2 separate regions of the Homo sapiens genome follow, and region 1 is linked to region 2. The links are chromatin contacts, found by Hi-C or POLR2A ChIA-PET in ENCODE. All regions are on one chromosome and are shown on one strand. The core of a region is the stretch at or near the end of the contact, and the rest is flanking DNA. Distances in the headings are between cores, read along the strand shown. Region 1 has its middle 22 kb from the start of IL1RAP. Region 2 holds the start of LINC02013 (long intergenic non-protein coding RNA 2013).

What was found. A loop is a pair of places that touch in the nucleus more often than their neighbours do. ChIA-PET counts read pairs that join two places held with the same protein, here RNA polymerase II (POLR2A). Pooled maps may share reads with other maps.
Region 1: a pooled map shows a loop between it and region 2 (4-fold over the local background). The contact joins the enhancer-like site here to the promoter of LINC02013 in region 2. A Hi-C loop is called at or near these places in 1 of 168 maps with a recorded cell type or tissue (HepG2) and 7 of 50 pooled maps. POLR2A ChIA-PET finds 5 or more read pairs at or near these places in 2 of 52 experiments (A673 and WTC11).

The regions. Positions count from the first base shown.
Region 1 is chr3:190,490,275-190,492,974 of GRCh38, reverse strand. No RefSeq gene overlaps it. Among named protein-coding and RNA genes, the nearest start is that of IL1RAP, 22 kb to the left of the region's middle. Within about 2 kb of position 1,337, at least 4 of the 41 ENCODE cell types and tissues checked have a DNase peak (open chromatin) inside an H3K27ac peak, as active enhancers do; they include A673, where a contact is called at or near this core.
Region 2 is chr3:190,697,954-190,700,653 of GRCh38, reverse strand. LINC02013 (long intergenic non-protein coding RNA 2013) reads left to right here and starts at 1,340. Exons shown (of 2, transcript NR_183762.1): 1 at 1,340-2,103; 2 at 2,504-2,700.

The sequences.
Region 1 (2,700 bases), core at 88-2,587, 210 kb after region 2:
TTTAGAAGTAAAGTTTGCAAGGAACTCTTGACACTGGATGTATTTTAATTGTAGAGGCAATGGACTGCCCACCTATTACTTCTCACAGCCCCCCACACTCACCCCAGCCTCACCCAAACATTTTCAGGAACTGATGCTTCTGCCTGACTCCTTCCAGGTCTTTGCATGTAGGCCTCAGATAGCCTTCCTCTTTGTAACCTACTTAAAATAAACTCCCTTTCTCTTTGCTATTCTTTCTTAGCAACATGTTTATTTCTTATCACTATTTGTCATTTTGGCACTTCTGTTTTTTTTGTCTGTCTTTCCATCTACTCTATAGGCAGTATGAAATCAGGGACCAAATTTGTTTAGTCCAATAATTTACTCCAATTGCCTAATGCAGTACCTTAAACATAGTAGGTGCTCAACCAATACTTGATGTCTGTATTTATGAGTTTTTCCAATCATTATATCAATACCTACCTTGGGCAGGCCCTTGGTCTAAATTTCACACTCTTGCCCCAGATGCCTTGCTATGGATTCCACAGAGAAACACTGATAAATTTTTAACCTGTAGTAGCTGTTTCATCACTAGTCTCAATGATAGAAGCTCATTGAGTGGGTCTCTATTCTGCTCAACTGGAGTAAAAATAGGCACTGCTTAGCAACCAGCATTTTGTACTGTGCTTTCTCCTCTGAGAAAGGCAGAGCAATGCTAGGAAAGTCAGAGCAATGCTAGGACTCAAACAGTGAAGGGATTTAGGAATGGGTAAGTATATTAAAAAATTGGATAAAAGTGTTTTTGAGAAAAAGCTCCAAATGGTTGCTCCAGAAAGGGTGAGAACATAACATGCTAATGATGAAAGGATCCCCTCGGACAGAAAACCTTTGCATTTCCCAAATTAGATAGTGCACTCGGGTCATAGCACAGAAGGTTCTTAACATAAACCAAAATGGACTAATTGCGCACAAATGATTAAGCTTGATTCATTGTTCTTATAGCTATACTCACCAGTTGTGGAAATAAAGTTAAAACAAAACTAGAAAGTGGCTTTGTGTGTTAGTCTGTGGCTTTGGTTTTGATTTTTAATCCTAACCTGCCAGCCATTGTATCCAAACCTCAATTTTGTTTCTGCCACTCTCACTACACCTTTGTACAAATGTGGGAAAGTCCCTTTTGCTCAAGACTCACTTTTCTCAACTGTCAAGGAAGGTGATTCAGTGACCTCCAAAGCCACCTACAGATCTAAAAATAACCACCTGTCCAGACTGTCTGGATAAGCCCAAGTGGCCAGTAGCCTGGAGAGTCATGTGCCCAGCGTGGCTTTATCTGCAAGCTTGTTCCCATCCTCTGTCAGTACCAGGACACTGAATACACGGCTTCAACGCAGGTTGCCAATCACCTACAGCTTACCTGCTCCCTAGAGAGTTGCCTATTGTTTGCCCTGTAACTGCAGACCAGCTCTGGCCATCTTTGCTAACCTATGACAGAGGTCTGAATGCCTTCCAATTTTATCCCTTCTTTGGTACTCCCTCCACCCTAGAGTACCATACTTTCCCTATATCTGATAGTTACTCTTTTGTCATCATTAATAATTCTTTATATTCAGCTTCCTCTGTTTAACCAACTAAGTGTTTCCTATCTATCTTCTGATTAAACCTAGACTATTGGATCATTTGAATTAAGTTTGTAATACATTTCAACGGAGTTATTTATTAGAGAAAGGGTGAATCTCAATCATGGGGAAAAAGTAGCATCTTAGAGAATATTATACTTTGGAGAAGATAATTTTTAATAATCATTGATCTCAGACTCCTCCTAATTGACTTAATGAAGCAAGAAAGGAAAACTGACAAAGGCATAGCAACTAACTTTAAGGAGGAATTACGTAGCAACTTGAGTCGCTGAAAAGTGCGTATTCAATTTTGGTTTGAAATTCTGTCCCTTCTCCCCCTGTTTTGAATATTATGAATCCACTTGGAATTAAAATAGAAGAGTAGGAAATGTCAATACAATAGAGAGTAAAATTGTCCTGTTACGATCCTTAGGAAGTAATTGTCTGGAGAGGTCTATCCCTTAGGAGCTTGTATATTATCCATCTCAACTTGGAGGGAAGTCTCTGACGGGCGAGACAGGATTTTGTTTTATGCATAATTTGATTCAATGTTTTTGCTACTGGGTAAAAACAAATGAGATGATTTATAGCTACATAGTAAAGAACCACAAGATCTGTATAGGATTGAAGCTAAAGGCTGTAGTTTAACGGAACTAAATGAAAGTTGGGTCTTCAGTAGATTTATATTTCAAGACAAGTTCCTAAAATTTTACAGCTCTCCCCAAAGGAGAGAAGGTTTACTATTTTCTTAGCAAAAGTTATGTGTATTGCTTGTCTCTGCTGATTTCTCTTGGTGAAAGTAGAATCCTTAATGAATTTTCAGAGAGATTAATAAATACAGAGGATTTGTTTTCTTAATCTTGCTTTTTCCTAACAGCGCCTAAGGATCTGCCATGAGCTGTGCCTACAAAAAGCCATAAATCTGGTCAATTCATCTTGAAAAGATGAATCAAGTCAAGTGAGTGAGAAATAAATTAAAAAGGATGTTAGCTATAAAACAGCTTCCTGCATGATTCAATTTATCAGTTTGCAAATGTCAATAAGTGTCTTATACAGTATTATAAATAACCACAGACAATGTGACATGAGTTTACAAAAGCTATAA
Region 2 (2,700 bases), core at 91-2,590:
GAAAGAAGTGTGTGGCAAGAAGAAATTCTAGAGAAGGAGTGGAACGGAAGACAGGAAAAAGCTATGTCTGAAAAATAAGACAGGAATAGAAAGTTTCAACTTAATTTTTTAAAAAAATTCATGTAAGATATTGAAGAATATTGAAAACATACAGCAATAATAAAAGAAATATTTTTATTTCCAGCCTTTATTATAATTAAAGTGCTTATTTTGAAGACAGCCATCCGACGGGGAAGCAAATATTAGTATCATCATCTTCAGACATTTGAGAAAATTGATTCAAATAAAGTTAAGGAATTTGACCAACGTAACAGATGATCTGGGTCCAAAATTCATTCTCTTATGAAAGAACATTATGAAAAAAGAAAATTAAAATGTAGGAAGGAAAATACTGAAGTTTGGAAATAAAGTAAAGACGTTCATTTAAACATTAATGTGCCCATATGTATTAGCTCAAGGTACCATAACAAAACACCACAGACTGGGTGGCTTAATATGAACTTTATTTTCTCACTGTTCTGAAGGGTGGACATCCCAGTCAAGACTCCAGCTGATTCTGTTCCTGGTAAGGGAACTCTTCCTAGCTTGTGGCTAGCAGACTTCTTGCTGTGTTCTCACGAGGCCTTTTCCCTTTGTCAGAACTAAGAAAAAGAGACAGCCCTGGTGTCTCTTCCTCTTTTTCTAAGGACACCAGTTCTATCAGATTAGGGCCCCACCCTTGTGACCTCACTCAATCTTAATTACCTCTGTAAAGGACCTGTCTCCAAATACAGTCACATTGGCAGTCAAGGCTTTCATTTATGAATTTTGAGGAACACAGTTCAGGTTATAGTACCATATTTTACCCTAGCTAAATGAAGTAAGAAGCTAAACGTGATACCAGAAATACTCTTTAATGCAATTTGTATAATACAATTAAATTTCATTCAACAGAGGGGACATAATCAAAAACAAATTCACCACTCATGGAAGAACAAATCAGACATCTAAGAAGACTATTAGCAAAAGATGGCCAATCCTTAGCTCAAAGCTTCAGAAACTAGGCTTCTGGAAGCAGTCTTCTAACATGACACCAGAAAGACCCTAAGGGCTAAACTACAACAACCTGAATAGAGTATCTTGATCTCATCTTTCTCAAATGTGAATTCTTCATTTCCACCCCAATATCATCCCTTTGTAGTGAAAGTTTTCATCATTTGTTTTTATCCAAAACAGACAGTAAGACAAATATTCAAGTTTTCCCAAGAAATGCTGGTAGGGGAGTAGGGAGGAAGTGGAGAAGTAAAATAGGAAATGGAAGAATTCTAGCGCAGGGGGCATTATGAAGTCATGTACCACTATTGGTAACTGGAGCTAAATCTTTCTGGGGAACCCTAGAACTCTAGTGGGACAGAGTTTATGGGTATATTATCGAGTGAGAGGAAAGTGAAATATTGATCTGTCATCTTCCTTTATGTTATTTGTTGAGGGTTGTTTCTGGGGCAATAACTATTGCACTTCTAGTTTTCCTTGAGTGTAGACCCAATATGCTCCTACAGTCAGAAAAACACAAATCCACAGGCAAATAGCTGCATGTGTTCACAGTAAGACTTAAAACAAGACCGTATTTTCCAAATTATTGTTTATCATCATGGAGATACCCAAGCTATTTCCAAGTCTTGTTGTTTCTCTATCCTCAATATCTCTAGAATACAGTCAATTTCAATATCCATAATCCTACTAGGCTAGGCATATCACCATCATTTGCCTAGACTTTTGAATATGTTTCTAGATGGTCTTCATCCTTTCAGTATGCTTTCCTCCAGTTTATTCTACACATGGAAGCTTTACTATAGTTATAAAATATAAATGTGATCATGTAATTTCCCTGCTTAAAACACTGTAGTGTTACTCCAATGTCATCTGGATAAATCCACACTTGTTATCATACTTTGGACTTCTTAGCATGGTTCAGGAGGTTTATTTCAAGTATCAACCTCTCCTACACACACACACGCACACCACCTGATGTTCCTCACAGTGAGTGTCTATCATGGCTGTAAACGTGTTCCTGCCCAAGGAAGAGGATCTCTGTAACCCCTCTCATACTTCCTATTGCCCAGGGTAAGTACCTCAAAAGAGAACCGAAATGCAGGCATATGATTCCCCTAGATGACCTTACCTAGAATAATAATATAAGCTATCTCAATACACCAATACCTTTATATATAGTATTGTTTCTTGTGATGTTGGTAGCCAGTTCCTAACTTTCTTTGCTGAACCCTGGCCAAAACATGATTTTCCAATCCATTATTTTTTCAAATCTGAGAGGAGTTTCTGCAGAATCTTCCCAGACAAGCTTCTGTTGGTGAAGGGTTACATTTTGAGGGCAGCCTCTGATTTGGAAATATATTTAAAACTAGGTTACAGGAAAACAAAACAAAACTAGTTGGAATTGAGAAGGTTGTGGGTGAGTCACACCTCAAAAAAAAAATAACAATCTCTGCTTCTCATTTCTGGCTAGACACTGGACCTGCAATGCCTCCTATGAGACTACATACAGTGGGCGTGTTATGGATGGCTGAAGCACAGCACGGTACTGTTGTAACAAGAAACAGCCTCTTCTGTAAGGGACAAATTGCCGAGAGTGCAGCTTTTGGTTTGAGTAAAACAGAAAAGGAGAAAATTGACCCACATGTGCCAATAAAAAAGAACATCATT